2 separate regions of the Homo sapiens genome follow, and region 1 is linked to region 2. The links are chromatin contacts, found by Hi-C in ENCODE. All regions are on one chromosome and are shown on one strand. The core of a region is the stretch at or near the end of the contact, and the rest is flanking DNA. Distances in the headings are between cores, read along the strand shown. Region 1 has its middle 8.2 kb from the start of LARP6. Region 2 has its middle 26 kb from the start of LINC02204.

Evidence for each region. A loop is a pair of places that touch in the nucleus more often than their neighbours do. Pooled maps may share reads with other maps.
Region 1: a loop to region 2 is called in a pooled map of heart right ventricle, with 2.2 times the contacts of the local background. The contact joins two enhancer-like sites. A Hi-C loop is called at or near these places in 1 of 168 maps with a recorded cell type or tissue (left cardiac atrium) and 10 of 50 pooled maps.

The regions. Positions count from the first base shown.
Region 1 is chr15:70,859,319-70,865,471 of GRCh38, forward strand. It overlaps a transcript of LRRC49 not described here and the pseudogene KRT8P9. Among named protein-coding and RNA genes, the nearest start is that of LARP6, 8.2 kb to the left of the region's middle. Within about 2 kb of position 4,624, at least 5 of the 41 ENCODE cell types and tissues checked have a DNase peak (open chromatin) inside an H3K27ac peak, as active enhancers do.
Region 2 is chr15:70,557,782-70,563,925 of GRCh38, forward strand. No RefSeq gene overlaps it. Among named protein-coding and RNA genes, the nearest start is that of LINC02204, 26 kb to the right of the region's middle. Within about 2 kb of position 1,575, at least 3 of the 41 ENCODE cell types and tissues checked have a DNase peak (open chromatin) inside an H3K27ac peak, as active enhancers do.

The DNA of each region.
Region 1 (6,153 bases), core at 3,374-5,873, 300 kb after region 2:
GCTTACATGAACAAGATAGAGCTGGAGTCTTGCCTGGAAGGGCTGACTGACGAGATGGACTTCCTCAGGCAGCTGTTTGAAGAGGAGATCTGGGAGCTGCAGTCCCACATCTCGGACATATCTGTGGTGCTGTCCATGGACAACAGCTACTTCCTGGACACGGTCAGCATCATTGCTGAGGTCAAGGTGCAGTAGGAGGAGATTGCCAACCGCAGCCAGGCGGAGGCTGAGAGCATGCACCAGATCAAGTATGAGGAGCTGCAGACGCTGGCTGGGAAGCTTGGGCATGACCTGCAGCCTATAAAGACTGAGATCTCCGAGATGAACTGGAACATCAGCCGGCTCCAGGCTGAGATTAAGGGCCTCAAAGGCCAGATGGCTTCCCTGGAGGCCACCATCGCAGATGTGGAGCAGCGTGGGGAGCTGGCCGTTAAGGATGCCAACGCCAAGCTGTCCGAGCTGGAGGCCTCTCTGCAATGGGCCAGGCAGGATATGGTGTGGCAGCTGCGTGAGTACCAGGAGCTGATGAATGTCAAGCTGGCCTTGGGCATCAAAACTGCCACCTACAGGAAGCTGCTGGAGGGTGAGGAGAGCCGGCTGGAGTCTGGGATGCAGAACATGACAATCCATACGAAGACCACCAGCGGCTATGCAGGTGGTCTGAGCTCCACCTATGGGGACCTCACAAGCCCCGGCCTCAGCTACAGCCTGGGCTCCAGCTTTGGCTCTGGCGCAGGCTCCAGCTCCTTCAGCCGCACCGGCTCCACCAGGGCTGTGGTTGAAGAAGATTGAGACCCGTGATGGGAAGCTGGTGTCCAAGTCCTCTGACATCCTGCCTAAGTGAACAGACGCGGCAGCCCCTCCCATCCTACCCCTCCTGCGGCTGCCCCAGGGCCCTGGAGGAGGCCGCTGTGCATGGTATCACAGGGAACAGGAGACCCACCTGAGGCTCAGCCCAAGCCCTCAGCCCACCCGCGGGGGAGTTTACTGCCTGGGGACACCCCTTACCCATGCCTCCAGCTACAAAACAATTCAATTGCTTTTTAAATAAAACCTCAGCTAGCCCTACCAACTGTCAAACAAACAAACAAACAAAACCAAAAAACAAAAAGGAGAGATGAGGTCTCACTCTGTCGCCTAGGCTCGAGTGCAGTGGAGTGATCATAACTCACTGTATCCTTAAACTCCTGGGCTCAAGCTATTTTCCTGCCTCAGCCTCCCAAGTAGCTGGGACTACAGGCATGCCACCACACCTGGCCAGTTTAAGTTTTTTGTAGAGATAGGGTCTTTCTATGTTGTCCAGGCTGGTTTCTAACTCTTGGCCTCCCAAAGTGCTGGAATTACAGGTATATGGCATTGCACTCTGCCCTATAGTTTATTTCTAACTTCAATATGAATTAAGATAGTTATCCATAGGTGTGAGATTTTTATGAGTATTGTCCATTAATATTTATTCTTTCTTGTCTAACAATATCAATCCCCAGTTTTAGATGGCTATATGGCCACCTAATTAGTGATTACATTTCCCAGCCTGCCTTGCATATTGGTATAATCATGTAACTAAATTCTGGCCAATAGGATGTGAACAGAAAGGTTTTCTGGCCCTTCTGGGTTGTGTGTCTCTGGCTTTTTCCTCTACCCATTGGCTAAAGTGGCCTTGTCGAACCCAAGGATGGAAGTCACATGTTGAGGAGAGTTGAACCAGCAAACACGCTCTGGATTTGTTTGCTGGGCTGTAATGTGGATCATTATTTTAGAAAGAAAGAATCTCACACTTTGTCTAATAGACTGTATTTTGATATATTTTTGTCACAGACTTAACCTATATCCTACTTAATGTCTAAAGTATTAGATATTAATGCCTAATATTAATAGAAGATTGAATTATATAACACATGGAAGTACCTAGTTCAGGGCCTAGGATATAGTAGCTACTCAATAAATTGGTGTTGAATTTGAATGTAACAACTTAAACATTTATTGCATGGCAAAAGCAGGCAAATTATGTGGTACAAATGATGCAGGAGTCCAAAAGGAATAGAATGTAGTTCCCCCTATTAGCATAGGAGCTCGTGTTCTAGTGGGGGAACCAGATTCTTTATTCCTTCTTCTTCTCTCCCTTCAGAAGAATAGCATTATCAGCATTATGAATGGAAGTCGGGTCATTGCTGCAGGTGGTAAAAAGAGTAGGGTTTTCTAAAAGGCCCTCAGTACTGTCTCCCACTCCCCTAAGTTTGAGGTGCTCCCCACAAAGCAACAACATCCCCAGTTTGGGTCCCACCATTTAAAGATAACGTCTTGCTCTCATAATATTAATTTCTTTGTGGCATATTATCAAATTGTTTTGACACATACTTTGGAAAGTATATTCAAGCTTTACCTGCCATTTATGTCTTGTGGAGGACTGGTTTATCAAACTGATGAGGAATGTCACAAGTTAAAAATAGATGGAGACCCTTAGCCGGGCATGGTGGTGTGCGCCTGTAGTCCTAGCTACTCGGGAGGCCGAGGCAGAAGAATTGCTTGAACCCAGAAGGTGGAGGCTGCAGTGAGCCAAGATCACACCACTGCACTCCAGCCTGGGTGACAGAGTGAGACTCTGTCTTAAAAAGAAAAAATAGATGGGTTTTATTTTAGAAGGGTGAAAGAAGGACTAGATCTAGGCGAGTGATCAGTAACAGCAGGTATGAAAGTGATTGGTAGAAATTCTAAGAAACACAGGCACAGGTACTCATTTTTTTCTTGAGGGAAAACCTAAAGAATTTACACAAAGCTGGACCACACATAGCAAGAGAGCCAGCTGCCTACTCCGGCCTGAAGGGCGAGCCCACCCTGGTCCTCCATTCCCCAGGAAGACACACAGCAGTCAATGCTTCTCCCTGATCAGGGTGAGGGCTTCATTAGGTCAGAAATTCTCAACTTAAGTTGCATGTTAGAATCTTAGAATCACCTGGGGGGCTTTTAAAAATTCTGAGGCTGGCCGGGCGCGGTGGCTCACGCCTGTAATCCCAGCACTTTGGGAGGCCGAGGCGGGCGTATCACAAGGCCAGGAGATCGAGACCATCCTGGCTAACAACGTGAAACCCCGTCTCTACTAAAAATACAAAAAATTAGCTGGGCATGGTGGCACGTGCCTGTAGTCCCAGCTACTCAGGAGGCTAAGGCAGGAGAATCGCTTGAACCCAGGAGGCAGAGGTTGCAGTGAGCTGAGATTGTACCACTGCCCTCCAGCCTGGGCGACAGAGCAAGACTCCGTCTCAAAAAAAAAAAAAAAAAAAAAAAATTCTGATGCCCTACCAATTAAGTTCTGGGGTTAAGACCTAGACATTAAGCATCAGGCATTATACCTAGCTTTCAAAGCTCCCAAAATGATTCCAACATGCAGCAAAATTCAAGAACCTCTGTGTTCGGTCTTTCAAGCCATATTTTTCAGGTTCCTCCCAACAGGTCTGGAGACTCAGGCTAGTGGTTCATCTGATCTCCAGGTGCAAGTAACCAGCACAATTCAACCCCAGCATCTTCCTAGAGTTTACTGAGGGACTGGGTGACTCAAAGATGCATTTCTCATGTGCACTATTTCTTAGCAGGAGCAGGCATCAGACCAGCCTGCTGCAAACAATTGTTCAGGTTGTACACAGCACGAGGATGCTTGGCATAGGGGATAAAGGGATGAAATGACTGCCTAAACTCTGCTCACCAAGCTGTCACCCTGGCCTCAGACTTGGTGCAACTAGAGGGGAAAAGGGTAACTATTTCTAATTCTCACAAATGAGCTAAAGTGGTCCTTTGTGCCAATAGTGGCCCTGGTTCAGGCCTGCCTAAGGTAGAGGCAAACTGAAATTCAAGGACCACGGGCATCAGAATTACTAAGGAACTTATTTAAATGTATAGTCCTGCATCTTCACTCCAGATCAAATGAGTCATATCTCTGAAGATACAGCCTAGAAATCTGTGTATTTAATAATCTCCCAAGTGGTTTCCATCAAGCTGAAGTTTGGTGGCCACTGACCGAAGGTATGGGATGGTCTTTCAATAAAAACAACAAATTGAACATCTCCTACATGCCAGGCCCATGCCACCATTCAAGGATATGAGAGCAAACAAGACCCCATCCTTTTCTCAAGTATTCTGGTCTAATAGAAGACAGACAAAAGCTGTGGGTCCCAGGAGGAGCCCAAACTATGACCTCTGCTGGAGTTCAGATATCTGGCATATTCAGAGAACCAGTTAGCAGATTCAAAAATCCCTACAGGAGGGACTGAAGCTCCTCCCAGAAGAATAGTCATCCCAGAGAAATAGGAGCCAGGCACCACAAGCCTGACTCACTAACAAAGCCTCCATTGTCAGAAAAGATGAGTGATTTGGGGGACAGAGTAGCGTCTGATATGTGTTTGTTTGCCTGTGGGCCAAGGCCCTGCTACCCAACCTCTGTGGTCATGTATCTGAGCCCTGTGGAAAGCTAGGGGGACTGTACATGAAAACTGAAAAGCCTGTTTTCCTATAACCCCTATAAACTATTTCAGCACAAGGAATATGACTTTGGGATCCCACTATCTGAGGGTGCACATCACGAGGGGAGGCATTTTTTGCCACTGCTCAGAATAACATCTCACAGCTTTGGCACCTTCTGTGCTGCTCATCAGCTGCAGGAGGAGACTTTGGTGCCTGGTGGACACAGTTGTGCCCAGGGAAGTGCCTGTAGTGCCCATTGGATAGGGTATAGTCTAGCAGAGGAGGCTGGGGCAGTAAAGGAGGGACAACATGCAGACACCAGGTGGTGACTAGCTAGATTCGTCTATGAACACACATGAGACACCCCCGGGGAATGTCCACAGATACTTGGGCAGTGTTTGAGGGGCTAGGTTTGTGTATTAATAACATTAGTGGGTAAAAGGGCTCAAGTGGAAAGAGCTCCCCCCAGAATGGGTGACAGACTCAGTTTCTCTCCATTTGTCATCACTTTTACAGCAAGAACTTGGTGCCTAATCAGGATGACTTCTAATTTGTAGCCCAGACTGCACATTCTAAAGACACCGAGAGGCCCTGAGGCATGGGCACCAGGATGGATGAGGCATTGAGAGGGAAGAGCAGGGCCCTGGAGTTCCCAAGGGGAGAGGTGTGGGTGATTTCCTTTGCCTAATTTGGAAGGCCTAGAGCATTCTGGCTCCAGGCTGCCTTTCCACCCTCATCTCATGTCCATCTTGCCCTCACTCCCTCTGCTCTGGCCATACTGAATTTCTCTTAGTTTATCTGAAGGCACCACTCTTCTGTCCTTTAAACGTGCAGTTTCAGATGCGTGACATGCTTATTCTCTCCTTTTTACCTGGCAAACTTCTAATCTTTCAGGTTTTAGCTAAGATATCACTCAGGGGAACTTTTCTGGATTTGCCAGTTTAGTGTACGGGACATTCAATGCTGTCCATAAACTCAGATGTGGAGAAAATGTAACTCTTTGGGGTGATGGAAATGGAATCTCAGTTTCAGTTTGGGTTCTTCTCATAACTTGGGCTAGGGTCAAAATTCCAGGTGTCTGTTCATCAGTCATCTGTGTATCCGGGAATCTAGCAACTGAGATGTCCATATCATTAAGTCAGGGCTCTCTTAGCTGCTTCAGTGCCAAATTTGGGGCACTAGGATCTTTGCTAGGCCCTCTATAACCCCATATGCCTAGAGTCAACACCACCAGCACAGTCATTTTCTTCCTTTTTTCTCCTGCTTCCATTCTGGAAGAAGCCTTTTCCAATTCAGGGACAAGTTTCTTTCATCTTGAACTTGGGTCCTTCAGCAATCCTCCTGCCTCGGCCTCCCACAGTGCTGGGATTACAGGTGTGGGCCCCATGCCTGGCCATTTCTCTTAACCCAAATCTCTATTCTGCTTAGTGGTTACTGGCTTCTTTCCCAAAACTTTGTATTAGTTTCGTAAATACAGAAAGGTTGAAATAATAATAAAATGAACATTCTTATGCACTCTACTGAATTCAAAAATCGTTAAAAATTTATCACCATCTTTTTTCACCTCTCAGTACTTCAGCCTGTCTTCTAAAGAGAAAGACATTCACCTACAAAACCACAATATCATGGTTGCGTCTAACAAAACTGTTGATAGTTCCGTAAAATTATCTAATAGCGAGTTCATATTCATTTCCCCAAAAT
Region 2 (6,144 bases), core at 325-2,824:
TCCTGTACTTTTGAAGGCCTGAGTGCTCCTCTTTCTGGTGATTCTGTGAGCCACTCAGTAGCTTTTCTGCTTCAAAACAAAAAGAGCCAGCATGCACACACATGCACTCATGCCAAGAGCAAGAAAGAGAGACGGAGACTGGAGGAGAGGGAGAAGTTGAGAGAGAGAGAGAGAGATGGAGAGATGCAGAGATGGAGAGAGAGAGACAGAAACAAATGGAGAGAGACAGAGACAAAGAGACTGGAGAGAGAGACACATAGAGACAGAGACAGAAGGAGAGAGAGACACAGAGATAGAGACAGAAACAAATGGAGAGAGAGACAGAGACAAATGGAGACACAGAGAGATGCAGAGACAGAGACAGATGGAGAGACAGGGACAGAGACAGATGGAGAGAGAGACAGACACAGATGGAGAGAGATAGAAACAAATGGAGAGAGATAGAGATAGAAACAGATGGAGAGAGACAGAGAGATAGAGACAGGGGCAGACAGGTGGAGAGAGATGGGGAGAGACAAGAAAGACAGAGGCAGAGACGGAGAAAATAAGACCCTAGTTCTTAAAACTCAGTCATTAAGTCATGGGCACTGGTCTCAACCCCTCATCTGCTTCCTCTGGACTGAGCCTCCTCTCCCAGCCACACTCCTTGGAGGCCCCGCCAGGTCAGACTTTGAGTTTTGTCCTCTGGCTTTACATTTCACTTCTCAGGCTGCAACCAATACCAATACCAATACCCCCTGCTCCTATTAGCAGCCTCCCTCCTACTGCTGCTCCACACCTCCCCTGACACCGCATGCCTGTGTGCACACACACACAACAGTACACACAGCAACTCGCACACACACCACAGCACACACATAGCTCACACACACACAGAACACACAACTTGCACACAAACAGCTCACACACACACCACAGTGCACACACACAGCACAGCACACATAACTTACAAACACACCACAGCACACACACAGCAGCTCTCACACACACACACCACAGCACACACAATAGCTCACACACACGCCGCAGCACACACACAAACCACAGCACACAAACACTACAGCACACACACACACAGCACATACACCACAGCGCACACACACAACAGCACATACACGACAGTGCACATGCACAACAGCACACACACAATAGTTCACACACACAGCATACACACACCAGTGCACACACATACCACAGCGCACACACACACCACACACAGCACATACACACCACAGCATACACACAATAGCTCACACACACCAGTCCATACACACACACGCCACAGCACACACACCACAGTCCACACAAACAGCACATACACAGCAGCTCACATATACCACAGTATGCACAATAGCCCATGCACACCACAGCACACACACAACACATACACTCTACGACACACATACACACAACACACACCCCTCCCCCCACCTACACACAAACATACACTCTTATTTTTGCCCCTGTTCCATCTGGCATTTTCTGGAAGTCATTGCTGGAAGTTGACGCGTTCCACCCTCCAGTCCAGGCTGCCTGTGTTCCGTCCTCCACAGCAAGCCTGCGGGTGCAGGAAATGAGAGGCCACAGGGTTGTGGGCTGGAGACAGAAGGGGAGGGAGGGGAAGGCAAGCAGTAGTCTGAGTCTGAGCTGTCACGTGGAGACAAATCAAATGCCACCGCAGAGTTTACTCGAGTTTAAAACATGGGAAATGAGCACCCCAAACATTGGACCCAAAGATTTTCCTCTCAGTTACCACTTTTGAGGAGTAATTTCCACCCAAGTGTGGCGTATGCACAGCCAGGTGTCACTGCCAAGCCATTTGATGCCCCCGAATTCCTTTTGAGGCACCACCTGCCTTTCTTCTTTGGCGCAAGCTGGGTGCTGCTTTGTGAAGAAGGCAGCTCAGATGTCTCTTGGAATGAATACATCAGAGGAAAGAGTTCAGTTAGAGGACTGATCCTGAACATTTCAGTGAATTTCAGTAAGCTCAACCCCGTGAGAAAACACTCAAACAGAATAAGCCACCCACAGATGAGTCTAAAACAAAATATAAACAAATGCAAGATGCCGGGGAACATTCTGTGTACACCAGTGTCAGGGAGCTCAAGGTAAAAGACAGCTGGCTGCCGAGAGGTGAAGTTAAAATGCGTGTGTCCCCTAGACGTAGCTCCCTCAGTGACTTGCCATGGGTGGCTGCTACCACTCCTCTCAACCCTGGTCCTAACCACCCAATCACAAGTTCACACCGGTCAGATACCCAGGGCTGGCTGCTGTTGATGCGACTCCCTCTGACATCCTCTGGCGTGGCAGGTGAGGACTGGGGCCCTGGAGTAAGAAGGCTTGAGGTTTGAATCCTGGCACCATTGCCTGGGGACCAGCCTGCCTTCTCTGTGTGCCCGCTTAAATGGGGATAGGAACCGTAACTCTCACCATATTCTTAAGGGGATTAGGTAAGTTGATCTGTATGAAGGTGTATCAGCCCAGGTTCAACCAAAGAATAGAACCAGTAGGAGATATAGATTAAGAGATTTATCTCAGGCGATCGGCTTATGCAATTGTGGATCTGGCTAAGCAAGTCTGGAATCTGTAGGGCAGCCCATCAGGAAAGGCAGGCTAGAACTCTCAGGCATAGGCTGAAGCCACCGTCCACAAGTAGAATTTCTTCTCCTTCACGGAAGCCTCGGTTCTACTCTTAAGGCCTTTCCATTGATTGAATCAAGCCCACTCAGATTGTCTAGAATAATTCCTTTTATGTAAAGTCACTGACTTTGGACTTTAATGGCTTCTATAAAAGACCTTCACAGCAACACCTACATGAGTGTTTAAATAACTGGAGACCCTGGCCAGGGCAAGGTGACATGTAAGACTGACTGTCACAGAAGGATTAGCACAATGGCTGGCTCATGGTAATTATCCACTCAATAAAGCTCAGCTGTGATTTTTTTTTTTTTTTTTTTTTTTTGAGGATTCTAAAGCATTCACTGATGAAGTTGACAAAATAAGTCAAGCATTTCCCCTTTTTAGTTCTCATCATACATGGCCAATAGCGCCCTCTTCCTCACTTCCAAAATCGTTCCAACTTCTTTGGAATTCCTCAGTTCCAAAGAAGGCTGAAGGCTCATCCCAAGAAGCCAAAAGGAAGGTGACTTATTTTTCAGACATTCTCAGCCACATTTCCTGAACACACTGTGCCAGACTAGCACCACGGTTACAGATACAGATGCAGGTACATGTTGGTCCCCACCCTCCTGGATCCTGGGTGCAGGGTCCCACTCTCCTTCTGTTCTCTTCCTTGACCAGATGCCTCCCGCTGGGCCTACTGCAGTACCCAGGGCCTCCTCCTACAGCTGTCCCACAAAGGCTCTGGACCAAAGGAGACAGACAGGTAGAAATCCAGCCCATGCTCTGATTGGTGCATCTGCCCAGAGGGCCACCTTTTCTCATCACTCAGAGGAGCCATGAAAGCTAGTGATGGCCAGTGCAATGCCTGCATGGCATAGCTGAATTTCTACTGGGTCCTGACTCTGCTTGTCTTTGAGAAACAGGATGCCTGCAATAAAAAGTTCCCTTTGTAACCAGACCAACTGAGAGTGGTTAGAGCCAAGATAGCCCACCCTCAGGCTTCATTCTAATCTCATCTCCTTGCTAAATGATGCTCCCACCAGTGCCATGACAGGTTGACAATCACCATGACAATGACTGGAAGAAGCCATCAAAGGACAAAAAGGAAGGCAGCCCTTCAGCTCCAAGGCAGTTCACCACCCAATTCCAGAAAATATGGGAATATTCCTCCCCTGGCTTTTAACATCCAACTCCTTCATGAGAGAAAATCCTATATTCTCACCCCTTCACCCCTCACTTGTTGAGAGGTCGATTTGTGAGCCAGGCTCCCGCTCCTCCAATTCCATGGCCATTGAATCAGTCCCGCACTGCTTGACACTCACTTTCGGCTTTGTGTATATTGGCTTCATGACACCAAACAGGGAAAGACCCCATCTTTCGGAGGACCAGCTTTGTCCCCTGGCAGCACATATAACCACAGACCATTCTCCTACTGACAGAAGGGGGCTCCTCCAGGAGGCCACATTCTCTTTAAAAGGGAACGTCCCATTTCCAGCCACAGGGTTCACATGTGATGCAGTGAAGAGCATCTCTCAGCCTCCCAAAGCAATTCTCAATTCTCATCTACAGGGCCTCCTAAGCACCGATCTTGGTGGCCACTGCCCTCCCTTGCACATCCCCAATTCCCCCATCCTGTTTCTTCCCAAGTCTCAGAGAAGTGATGCTCTGCCCTGTGGCCATGGTCATCCCACACCTGCACCTGAGCCTGAAGCTGGTCTGCTCACAGGCATGGGGATAGCGCCCACTAACCTAGGATGAACCAGTCCCCAGATCCATGACGAGCCTCCTAGTCTACCTTCGTTCCATTCACATTTGCCCCGATGAATCCATAAGGCCCCAGGAAGTCCCCCATGCCCTTTCCGGAGCCTGACTTGGGTTATGGCAAACCTGGGGTCCAGTCCCAGTTCTCCTAACTTACTAGTTATAAGAGCTTGGCGAAGTCAATTAACCTTTCTGAGCTTGAATTCCTCCTCTACAAAATAAGGATGATCATAAAATTCACTCCAAGGAGCTGCCATGAGAAACAAGTGAAATATTGCAGAAGAACCGCCTGACAGCCAGCCACGGTGGTTCACACCTGTAAACTCAGCACTTTGAGAAGCCGAGGCAGGCAGATCACCTGAGGTCAGGAGTTCGAGACCAGGCTGGCCAACATGGTGAAAGCCCATCTCTACTAAAAATACAAAAATTACCCCGGCATGGTAGCACATGCCTGTAGTCCCAGCTACTCGGGAGGCTGAGACAGGAGAATCGCTTGAGCCCGGGAATCAGAGGTTACGGTAAGCCAAGATCACGCCACTGTACTCCAGCTTAGGCAACAGAGTGACACTCCATCTCAAAATTAGAAAAAAAAAAAGAAAGAAAAAAAAAAAAAAGAGCTGCCTGACACATGGTATCCAATCTGTCTCCTGCCTGCCCAGCCTCTCTGGCTGATCTCGCTGCCTACCCTTCCTCCAACCTTATCTTTATCAGGTATGTGAAACCCACACTGAACCCATCTGACTTTATGATATCCTAGCTCCAGCCAAGTTCACCCCCCTTTGCCTCACCATGGCATTGGGTAAAAGAATGTGTTTGGCCTGGCATCTGGTGGGGAAGGCTTCCAGTAAGCAAAGCTTGAATTCAGAGTTAGGATCAAAGTGGGGAACATGGAGAGTTTTATCACAGGAACTCATTTCATGGGAGAATGAGAAGTAGGTGTAGTCTCCCCACTCCCCCGTCTCTTCTCCTGCCTCCAACAATATGGGGGTGGTGTAGAGGACCCCAGTCTGTAGGGAACCCACGCACAGGAGGAAGCACTTTGCCACCTGCCAAGCACTGTATCAATGTTCATCATGATTAGAACTTAATTCCTGCCAGCTCCTTGTAAACACAGCCCTCTAGGGAGGATGGAGCTGGCTCTTCCCACCTGGCCTTGGAGAAATCTGCTTCTCTTCAGAATCTGAGCACAGCAGCTAAAGAACTTCCTTCCAGATGTGGAACCGTCAGGACCCTCACCCCCTTCTGCTGCAGAAAGGTCTAATCTGGGCAGGTTTTGAAATCTCAGCACTGCTGAGATCTGGGGCTGGATGATTCTTTGTGGTAGAGGGACTTTGTGTGCATTGCAGGATGTTCAGCAGCATCCCTGGCCTCTGCTCACTAGATACCAGTAGCACTCCCTCCCCAGTTGTAACAACCAAAAGCATTTCCAGACATTATAAAATGGGGAGCAATGACCTTTGACTGAGAACCACTGGCCTAGGCCTGTCCAAGCTGCTTTACATGGCTCTCATGGCCCACTGTGGCGTGGCCACTGCCTTCCAGCTTCAGCACTTACCTCTGTGGCCAGGTTGTGCTGAACTACTCTGAGCTTCCAGCAGCATGCGCCAGACAGTCCACAGAGCCCCAGGTGCCTGCCATGCCCGGAGCATCCCTGTGTGTCAAGCGGCTATAGATCTCGTGGCCACCAGCAAATGGACCAGGATCTCCACCCTGGACTTGCCTCCTATGTCATCCCCTAATCAAGTCAGGGCACTTCAATTG